Regions from separate parts of the Homo sapiens genome. Here region 2 is linked to region 1. The links are chromatin loops, found by intact Hi-C in ENCODE. Cell type or tissue: chondrocyte. All regions are shown on one strand. Each heading gives the region's core, and the rest is flanking DNA. Links, peaks and the distances in the headings are about the cores only. Region 1 holds the start of SYNPO (synaptopodin). Region 2 overlaps NDST1-AS1 (NDST1 antisense RNA 1).

Evidence for each region. A loop is a pair of places that touch in the nucleus more often than their neighbours do. Peaks named below come from ENCODE experiments on the same cell type or tissue, not always from the same donor. Only the 100,000 strongest peaks of a DNase experiment are listed, where the experiment ranks them.
Region 2: a loop joins it to region 1, with 2.6 times the contacts of the local background. A loop is called at or near these places in 6 of 110 quality-filtered maps.

The regions. Positions count from the first base shown.
Region 1 is chr5:150,637,713-150,643,081 of GRCh38, reverse strand. SYNPO (synaptopodin) reads right to left here and starts at 2,422. Exons shown (of 3, transcript NM_007286.6): 1 at 2,228-2,422. RefSeq lists an enhancer at 1,541-2,740. In chondrocyte, for the core only: a CTCF peak has its summit at 2,650; a DNase peak (open chromatin) is centred at 312.
Region 2 is chr5:150,471,081-150,476,449 of GRCh38, reverse strand. It overlaps NDST1-AS1 (NDST1 antisense RNA 1), which reads left to right. Exons shown (of 3, transcript NR_105061.1): 3 at 691-934. Among named protein-coding and RNA genes, the nearest start is that of NDST1-AS1, 12 kb to the left of the region's middle. In chondrocyte, for the core only: a CTCF peak has its summit at 2,072 (motif pointing right); no DNase peak of the experiment used is centred there.

The DNA of each region.
Region 1 (5,369 bases), core at 78-5,077:
TACTGGCTCTAGAAGGCCATGGGTTTAGAAAATCCTCAAATGTCAGAATATGAAGGGCCTTTAGAAATAAGCTGGCCTGGGAGGCCCAGCCAAGGAAGAGGTCAGAGAGGAGGATGTGAGCCCAAGACCAGGTCAGCTGACTCTCAGTGAGGCTCCATGCACAACCTGGGCTGCCGCTAAGATCCCATCACCACCACCTCTCTGAGCTTAGAACTGCTCCCAAGCTACTGTTCTGGAACAAGAGGAATGGCAGAAAAGGCCAGGAGGTAAGAGAGCCCTGCCCTCCAAGGCAAGCTCCTGCAGCCCGCACTCCAGCCCACAGTGACTCCATGGAAAAGGAATTCAGCAGGAGGTTTGGACCAGATCCAGCCAGCCATCCAGATGATTTTCGCCACCCTTCACAAACAAAGCTGGGGAGGCGGGGGGACACCCTAGAGTCCCTCGTAGCAGGGCACCAGGGGGCAACTCCATCTAAAATTCCTCAGACTAGGGAGCTGCCCTCTCTGGCAATATCCCAGGCAGCAGCTGCTCAAGATCATGCTCTTGGTGTCAAAGGTGGGGGTGGGGAGGTAGCCAAAGGCTACAGGGGACAGGTACCTCATTGAACCCTCAATCGGCCTGGCTGTGGCCTGCACTTGTGCAAGTCATGATGTCCCCACCGCCTCCCCACCTAAACTTCTGCAGGGCCAAGTTGGGGTGCTAGCCCTTTAAAGACCCACCCTGGACACTGGATCAGGAGCCCTGAAGATAGGCCTTCAAGAGAGGAAGGGGTGGAGGGCGGGCACAATGAAAAGCTGCCTGGGGTCAGGAGACCTGGGTCCAACAGGGTAAATCCTGAAGTGGGGGAGTAGGCGAGAAGCCCCAGCACAGCCATGAGAAGGGGCTTTGCAACGACTGCTGTCACTACTGAGCCCCTGCTGCAGCCCAGGCTCAGTGCTGTGCACTTTATGCTCACCACCTTGTTCAGTTCTTACAACAGCTCCCAGACATAAGTCCTGTGATTCTTCTCATTCTGCAGATGAAACTGGGGCTCAGAGAGACCTGCCCAGGGTCACACAACTTATGAGTGGCAGAGCTGGAATCCAAACTCAGAAAAGTCTGGCTCTGAGTCTAATCTCTTAACTATTCTCCTTCCAGACTAGGACTCTGGAAAGAGGAGAAACAAGAGAGGCTCCAGTGCTCTTGGATGATGGTCTGCAAAGCCCTCTGCTCCCTCATCTTGTGATCAATGCCCCTCAGCAATGTCTTCTCCCCTGAAAACCCAGCTGCCTAGAACAACTCCTTCTTTCTTCCACTTCTTCCTTTCAGGAGAAGAGTTGATAAACTCATTCTTACTAAGGTAGAAAGGACTGATAAGGCATGAAAGATGAGTAGAGTGGGAAGATCACTATGTTGGGAGTCAGAAGACCCCAGTTCTTGTTTGGCGTAGAAAGGGACAAACCCTTTCCCCCACCCCTACCACCCACTGTGGACAGCTGCTTGTTCTGCCCACCACTGGGGCCCGTGTGGATGGAGGATCCACAGGAGGGAGGTGGGGCCGGGGAAGGGAGGCCAGAGCAGAAGGTCAGGACAGGGAGAATTCAAGGAAATGCTTCTTCACACGATGCCGTCAATGGGAGTGTCCAGCCAGGGTCAGGTGGGGCGGGGTGGGACAGAGAGCCAGGGGTAGGAATAGAGATTGGCTCAAGGCAGCCCATTGTGGTAGTCCAGGGGTCTTGGCGACAGGAAGGGTAAACAGGCTGGGTAAACTGCCCCCCTGGTGAGGTCAGGAAGGAACCAATGACTGGCCACTGCACAACCTCTGGCTCAGCTGGGGGCAGGAAAATGGAGAGGCCTGAGTAATGGCCTGGCTACCTTGCCAGCCCCTTCCCCATTCCTCCCACTGAAAGGAGGAAATGACACAGGCTCCATGCCCTGGAGAATTCTCCATCCCCAGAGTCATGGCGAGCGCAATCTGACTGGGGTCGGCAGACTGCCAGACCTCCTCTTGGGAGGAGAACAATCTAGACTTTGGTGGGAAGGACTGCCGGGCATGGGAGAAGACACAGAAATGGGGTGGGGAGCCCCAGGCCCAGCCCCCGCCTCACCACTCACAGGCTGGCAGAAATCACCACATACCTCTCCCTTGATGCCCAGAGGACAGACTAAGATCAGAGGGGGGATGCCACATGCCCTAAGTCATATACCCCAAGCCACAAAGGCACCTCCGGGTGCTCATCTTACTCACTCTGCTAGGTCCTCCCTGAAGCCAAGCTTCCCCCTGGATGCTCCTGCCGGCCTTCAAGCCTTGGTTCTCAAAGCCTCCGGCAAAGGCAGCCAATTGCTTGGCTGACGAAGCCAGGAAAATCCCACATCGGCAGCAACATGAAGGAGCTGGATGTGACTTTTCTCCTCCACAGATGACTCAGCCCAGCTCTTTATCAGGAAAACCGATTTTGCAACAGCCTTTTAAATGGCCTCTCCACCCCCAGTCTCTCCCCCGCCAATCTACCCGCCCCACGCTGCCAGATTCATCTTCCTCCCTCCGGGCTCCACTCATGCCTCTCTCCTGCTCAAAACCCTCTGCTGCCTCCCCAGGACATGGAGGATCAAGAGGAGAGTCCTCATCCTGGCATTCAAACCCCTGCTATCGGGGCCTGCCCAAGAGCTCACTCACCTTCTCTCTGTGCCCTCAGCAACAGTGGAGGGAGTTCAGTGGCTTGCAGTTCCCACAGCTGCCCAATGAATTCCTGCCTGCAAAGCAGCGTTTGCACAGACCCCCTCTACCGGGAACCCTCCTCTGTCTCACATCCTTTCTACATGCCCTAATCCTTCAGATTTCCGGCCTACCTAGAATGCCACCACCCCCTCCAAAAAGCCTTCACCAATGTTCTGTCTGCATCACTTAATAACCACCACCTTGTGTATTATTTATTCTAGTAAAAGTAATCTTTCAGGGTATACTCACCACATGCCAGGTAGCAGGACAGGGCCTTACTTCACTTACTTCCACAGCAACCCATGAGGCCAGCACTATCCTCATCTCCATATTAGAGAAGACGCTGGCTCAGAGGGGTGCAGCAACTTGCTCAAGGTCACACAGCCAGCCAGAGGAAGAGCTGAAATTCAAGCCCAGGTTGGCCTAATGCCCAGTGCAGGGCCAGTCACGTGGGCCATGCTGCCCCCTCCCAGTGTTTTGCTTTGTAGCAATGAGGGTCTGGGCCCTATTTTCCCCCAGAGACTGCAACGGCCTCGAGGGCAGGGGCCTCTACTGCTTCACTTCGGTATTCCTCCCTTGTCCCCACCACATCTTCCATTGGCACTTGCAGAATAAACATGAAATCTATGAGAATGACAAGAGCCAACATTTTGGGAGCACCAGATGCTGCCAAGCCAAGGGTTTAACATGCCTTTTTTCATTTAATCCTCACAGCAACTCATAGAGGAGGTTCCCTTATCCCCATTTTGTAGATAAGGAAGATGAGGCACACAGAAGCAGCTAACTCACCCCAGGTCTCACAGCTTAGCAAGGGGCCCCTGCGGTCTGACTGATCTCAAGCCTGGACGCCTTCCTTCTGAAGAGCTCCCCACAAAGCAAATTCACCTTCCTTACTCACCCATCCAGGCCCAGCCCAACGGCCACTTCTTGTAGGAAGCCCTCATCAATCCATTCAGACTCCTAGATCAGTGCTCCTCCCCTGTTCAACCTGGCCCAGAGGCCCCAGAGCAGGAACAGAGCTCAGAGGAAACGGCAGGTTGAGAAAACTCAGAAACCCAGGGGAAGGAGGCTGGGCCTGGCCAAACTTCTGGTTTCTCTCTGCTGGCAGTGGGTCGGGATCAGGGAGGGCAGAGATGGATGGGTAAGGGGAAGCTAAGATGAGGGCTCCACAGTCAGCGCAAGCCTGACCCATCTTCTATCCTTGCAGACCACAAGCCCTGCTCCCTGTTGGCTGACCAGGGCCCTGCCAAAGGCCAGGAGCCACAGCCTCTCTCTTGCCCATTCTACTGGGGTAATTATTAATCTATAATCAGTCAATTTTTAGAAACTTTGAGATGGTAACCCAGAGAGAGGCAAGCTGAGCCCCAGGTATACAGCAAACTGAAAAGGGAGGGCTCACAGAGAGGATCACAGGATCACAGCCCAGGCTTCCACCTCTCCAGTCCAACCCTGGTGAGCTAAGCCTGTGCTCACGAAGCCCCCTCCTGCTGTTTCACTCTCCCCAGCCCCAGCTCCCTGGAAGCCTTGGGAGTACAGAAAGAACCATCATACCCTGCCTTTCCAGAGAAAACACATAATCTAAAAGACAAAAAGGTGGCAAGCCAGGGCAGGGAAAGAGGTGGTTTCCCCTAAACAGTGCCTCTGCCAGGGTCAGGGCAGGGCCTAGGTCATCTGCGGGTCCCCTCCACTCTTCCCAGGGCCTGACACACTCTGGGCCCGCCACAAAGATGTGGTCCTTCCCCTTAGCCCTGTGCCAGCCTAGGGCCAGGACTGGTCTCTGTCCTCTGTAAATGTCCCCAGACTCAGCAGAAGCCATCACCCAGGAGGGGTTGAAACCATCACTGTGTTGATTAAATAAACTACTAAAGGACAAGCACTTCCAGAATCCAAAGCCTCCCCCTTCACATTTTGCTTCACCATTCATCCCTGGAGATGAATTTTAGATTTGTCTAAATCCAAGATTCATCTAGATTCTAGATCAAAGATCTAGAGGGTGGTTCCTGGGAGTGGGAGGAGAAGGAAGGAGAGAGCAACACGTTTGTGAGGGAAGGAGATGAAATCTCAAATCACTGTGTTAGACCTAAGGGGAAGAATGTTTCATGAAGTGAGGGGAGAACATACAACCTAAGAGAAAGATGAATTAGGATGAAGCAATCCAGGAAGTCTTCCTGGAGGAGGTGACATATGTCCTAGCTCTTGAAAGATGGAGATAAGGAAGCATTCTAAGCAATGATGATAGCTCAGCAGAGACTAGGAGGTTCAAGATAACCCCCACCCCACTCCCCTACCTACCCCCATACCCCAAATCAAGACCAGCTGAATAGAAAGGAAACTTTGATAGAGGAACACACCCACTGGGCTTGCCCAGAGGCCAGGGGTGAATGGGGAGGGCTAGGCACAGTTCCACAGGAGCTATGTACATTACCAGGCTCATGCCCGGAGACCAGAACCTGGGCCTCCGGGTGGGTTACATAACTGCCCCCAACTCCTTGGGCCACAGAGCCAGCTGGGACCCTCCGCCTCCACCTCTCCTGCCATCTGTCTCAGCAGCTTCCTTCTTATAGGAAAGGACGCCGTGCAGCCCAGCTGAAAGTGAAGGACAGCGCCCTGTGGTAAATTCCCCACATTCCTTCCTCACAGAAAAATAAATAACTCAAAGAAAAAACGCAGG
Region 2 (5,369 bases), core at 124-5,123, 170 kb after region 1:
AAAAACCAGGAAGAAGCCAGGCAAGGTGGCTCACGCCTGTAATCCCAGCACTTTGGGAGGCCGAGGCAGGTGGATCATGAGGTCAGGAGTTCAAGATCAGCCTGACCAATATGGGGAAACCCCGTCTCTACTAAAAATACAAAAATTAACTGGGCATGGTGGCATGCGCCTGTAGTCCCAGCTACTTGGGAGGCTGAGGCAGGAGAATTGCTTGAACCCGGAAGGCGGAGGTTGCAGTGAGCCAAGATTGCGCCACTGCACTCCAGCCTGGGCGACAGAGTGAGACCCCATCTCAAAAAAAAAAAAAAAAGAAAGAAAGAAAGAGAGAGAGAGGAAGGAAGGAAGGAGGAAGGAAGGAAGGAAGGGAGGGAGGGAGGGAGGGAGGGAGGGAAGGAGACCATCCTGGCTAACCTCATGAAACCCTGTCTCTACTAAAAATACAAAAAATTAGCTGGGCGTGGTGGCGGGTGCCTGTAGTCCCAGCTGCTGGGGAGGCTGAGACAGGAGAATGGCGTGAGCCCAGGAGGCAGAGCTTGCAGTGAGCTGAGATCACGTCACTGCACTCCAGCCTGGGCAACAGAGCGAGACTCCGTCCCCCCACCGCCCCCCCGCCAAAAAAAAAAAAACAGAAAGAAAGAAAGAACAAATGAACTTTCTCATTCTGTACACCAATTCCTTGGTGCCCCACAGCAGCCCTGAGAGGTAGACACAGCGGAGATTTTTTTCACCCGCATTGTACAGAAGAGAAAATGAAGCTTTGCCCAACCTGCAGGAGATCCCCTCACCTTGCAAAAGAGCCAAGCTGTGGGATCTTCAGTCCCTGGACCATTTAGCTTGACTAAGAGAACAGGAATGGAGGCCAAAAGATCTACAAAATGCTCACACAGAGAAGATGACAGCTTCTACAAATAAATGTCAATCAGTTCATTTCCCCTTTTACTGTGTTCATTGTAATGCACCAATTACAACCTGACAAAAGTAAAACACTGCCAAGCACAAGTGGTCTTTAGATGACCCTTATCATCTAGAGGCTCAAAGTCCCTTGAGGATAAGGCCTGGTCCAGGGCCCAGGGCTGAGTCCAGGCCTGGCGAGCAGAGTGCTAGGCTCAGGTGCCGTCAGGGCGGTAGGTGTGAAGGGCCGTCCAGGGATTGTTCCTTCCCATCCTCTCAGCTGCTGGTCAGAGGGGCTCTGCCCTGGACTTGCCCTCACCACAGGCCATTTCTCATCCACTCCTCCACCATCTGACCTCCTCATTCTGCGATTCTGATTCTCTTCATTTTAGAACTAACACTTTTGACATCATTCAAACCAAAACATTAGATTAACCCCCAGAAGAGGGGAGAGGTTCAAACGGACACTGAAAGGTTAAGTGGCTGACTCAGGATCCCAGTGTCTGCACAGCAGAATCCAAAAATGCTCCCAATGAGTGAAGCAGGAAGGGGTGGTTGAAGTTGCCTGGCCTGGAGGTTGTCTGCAGTTCTCCATGCCCATCACTCCATACACACACACAAGACCACTTTGTTTCTCTGTGTTATTCTCCTGTCCCTGAACACATCCAATTCTCCTTATAGAAATGAAGAAACTGCCGGGCACGGTGGCTCAAGCCTGTAATCCCAGGACTTTGGGAGGCCGAGGCGGGCGGATCACAGGGTCAGGAGATCGAGACCATCCTGGCTAACATGGTGAAACCCCGTCTCTATTAAAAATACAAAAAATTAGCCTGGCGTGGTGGCGGGCACCTGTAGTCCCAGCTACTCAGGAGGCTGAGGCAGGAGAATGGCATGAACCCGGGAGGCGGAGCTTGCAGTGAGCCAAGATTGCGCCACTGCACTCCAGCCTGGGTGACAGAGCGAGACTCTGTCTGAAAAAAAGAAAGAAAGAAAGAAAGAAAGAAATGGAGAAACTGAGGCCCAGGGAGTCAGAGGGGCCTGCCTAGACCAGCGGTGGCCAGCAGGTGAGCTGGGACTAGACCTGGAAGAATGTCTATTAGCATTCCCCTCTGCCTATCCTGTGTATCTTGGAAGCCGGTAAGGACTCCCAGAGTTGAGCCCAGATGCCATTCCTAGGTGCTTATAGACATACCAGCAGGGGGTGAGGGAGCAGTGCTGACCTGTGGGAAGTCAGCTCTGGGACCGGTGTGGTGGCCAGCCCTTGTCTGGGGCTCTCTGCTCCAACAGGCATGGACATTCTTATCATTCCAAGGCCCTTTCTTCACTCCAACCTGTCTGGGCTGTGTCTGGGGTGAGATGGAGCTGGGGCTGCGGGTGGGAAGAGCGAGGGGAATGGCAGGGATAAGCCCCATAGCCCACAAAGCATGCGGTCACACTCACTTATGCTCAGACTCTGCATGCCCCATACAAATCCCACCTCCCTTCTTCTGCAACTCGCCCTCCATCCAGTGCTTGGGCTCTGACATCAGACTGTCTTGTGTTAGAATCAAGGGTCAGCCCTCAATTACTGTCATTTAACTTGGTTTCAATTGTTTATTTGCAGGAGGATAATAGTATTTACCTTATAAGGTTGTTGAGAGGATTAAATGAAATACTAGGAAATTGCTTAGCACTATGCCTGGCATAGTTTTTTGTTTGTTTGTTTGTTTGTTTGTTTTTGAGATGAGTTTCGTTCTTGTTGCCCAGGCTGGAGTGCAATGGCACAATCTCGGCTCATTGCAACCTCCGCCTCCCGGGTTCAAGCGATTCTCCTGCCTCAGCCTCCTGAGTAGCTGGGATTACAGGCGCATACCACCATGCCCGGCTAATTCTTTTTTGTATTTTTAGTAGAGACGGGGTTTTGGCATGTTGGCCAGGCTGGTCTGGAACTCCTGACCTCAGGTGATCCACCCACCTTGGCCTCCCAAAGTGTTGGGATTACAGGCGTGAGCCATCACATCCAGCCAAACTATAGTTGTTACTGTTACTTTTACCTAATGCTCCCCTATAGCTCACTGGGATATTCTCATTCTCTCTCTCTGTCTGTCTCTGTCTCTCTCTCTTTCTCTCTCTCTCTCTCTCTCTCTCTCTCACACACACACACACACACACACACACACACACACACACACACACCCAAGGCTAACCTCCAGGCTGCCCTCAGTCACTGACCTACGTGGCCATCCTGTCACCCTCTGACCCCTCTATCCAGGCAGGCTGGGACTGGGTCATGTGTCCAGCATTCCTTCTGCCAAGAATGCCTCCCCCCAACCTCATCACAGTCCCAGCACCCCTTTCCTTCAAGTCCCAGCTCTAGTTTTACTCCGCCAGGACCCCGCCTGACTGATTCCAGCCTTTCTGCTCTGTGTGGAGACCTCTGGGTGACTCACTGCCCCTCAGCACTGCCTTGGAATTCGTGACTCTGTCAATGAGAAAGCCTCTTCCTTCTTCCTCCTCAGTCTCTTAAAGTTGAAAAAAAAAAGCATTTTTCAGGCAGACCTGGGGCTCCTGAAATCGACCTGAGATTCCTGTGCCCCCCCTCACCCCAGCACCTGTAGTCACTCATCCCACCTCTCCCCAGGGCTGGGAACAGGCAGGACTGAGAGACCAGGATGTAGGGGCCAGTCACCCAGATGGAAAGAAAAGGTAATCTACCAATCGGGAGAGGCTGGCAGGACCCCTGCACTACTGGGGTCCCAGGAACAGCTTTGCTGAGGGATGGGGAAGCAGAGAGGCCTGCCAGGAGCTGAGAGTCCTGGTGTGGGTCCCTGAAGCCCACCTGCAGAGACTGGTGTCAAGGGAGGGCCTGTAGCCTGTAGGACAGTGGCTCGGGTAAGGGGAGAGGCAGGACCCAGCACTCTTGCCTTTGCTGGGAAGGAAGACTCAGGCTTGTCCTGTGAGCCCCCACAGGTGGTGTGGGAACCCACTGAGAGCATGGGAGAAGCTGAGGGAAGCAGGCACCACCCAGCATCGGGAAACTCTCCCTAACCATTCAAAACACCCAGTGGCCTTGTCAGGGGGGAGTTCTCTACCCAGCAAAGGAGAGGGGTAGGCAGAGGCTGGACCACCGCTGCTTACGGTGGGCTAGGAGGATCCCTGCCTTGGGTGGGCAAGGGACCAGGATTCTTCTCAAGTTCTTCCAGGCTGTGAGAGTTAGTGCTAAAATTCAGTCAGCGATGTCATGATCTAGAAATCTGGTTCTAAAATTCTGTCACATTAAAATTCTGAAATGCCACAATTTTTTCCTGATTCTGAGATTTTAAATATGATTCTAATTTTCTTTTTTCTTTTTTTTTTTTTTTGAGACAGAGTCTTGCTCTGTCGCCCAGGCTGGAGAGCAGTGGCGTGATCTCGGCTCACTCCGAGCTCTGCCTCCCGGGTTCACACCATTCTCCTGCCTCAGCCTCCCGAGTAGCTCGGACTACAGGCGCCCGCCACCACGCCCGGCTAATTTTTTGTATTTTTAGCAGAGACGGGGTTTCACCATGTTTGCCAGGATGGTCTCGATCTCCTGACCTTGTGATCCGCCTGCCTCGGCCTCCCAAAGTGCTGGGATTACAGGCTTGAGCCACCACACCTGGCCTAATTTTCTAAAACTGCTTAATTCGTTAGAAATGTTGGCTGGGCACAGTGGCTCACGCCTGTAATCCCAGCACTTTGGGAGGCCGAGGCGGGTGGATCACGAGGTCAGGAGTTCAAGACCAGCCTGGCCAACATGGCCAACATGGCAAAACCCTGTCTCTACTAAAAATATAAAAATTAGCCGAGTGTGGTGGTGGGCGCCTGTAATCCCAGCTACTTGGGAGGCTGAGGCAGGAGAATCACTTGAACCCTTGAGGTAGAGGTTGCAGTGAGCCAAGATCGTACCACTGCACTCCAGCCTGGGCGACAGAGCAAGACTCCGTCTCAAGAAAAAAAAAAAGAAATATAATGCAAGCCACATATGAACAGTCACATTTTCTAGTAACCACATTTTAAAAAGTAAAAAGAAACAAGTGAAATTAAATTTAGACATATATTTTGGCTGGGCAAGGTGGCCTACATCTGTAATCCCAGCACTTTGGGAAGCCGAGGTGAGAAGGTTGCTTGAGTCCAGGTGTTTGAGACCAACCTGGGCAACATAGCAAGACACTGTCTCTACAAAAAATTAATTAAAAAAAATTAGCCCAGCATGGTGTGAGCATTTGTAGTTCCAGTTATTCAGAGCCTGAGGCAGAAGGATCGCATGAGCCCAGGGGTTTGAGGCTGCAGTGAGCTGTGATTGTGTCATTGCATTTCAACCTGGGTGACAGATCAAAACCCTGTCTCTAAAAAAAATAAATACACAAAAAACAAGGGCTGGGTACCTTGGCCCATGCCTGTAATTTCAGCACTTTGGGAGGCCAAGGCAGAAGGATCACTTGAGCCCAGGAGTTTGAAACCAGTCTGGGCAACATAGT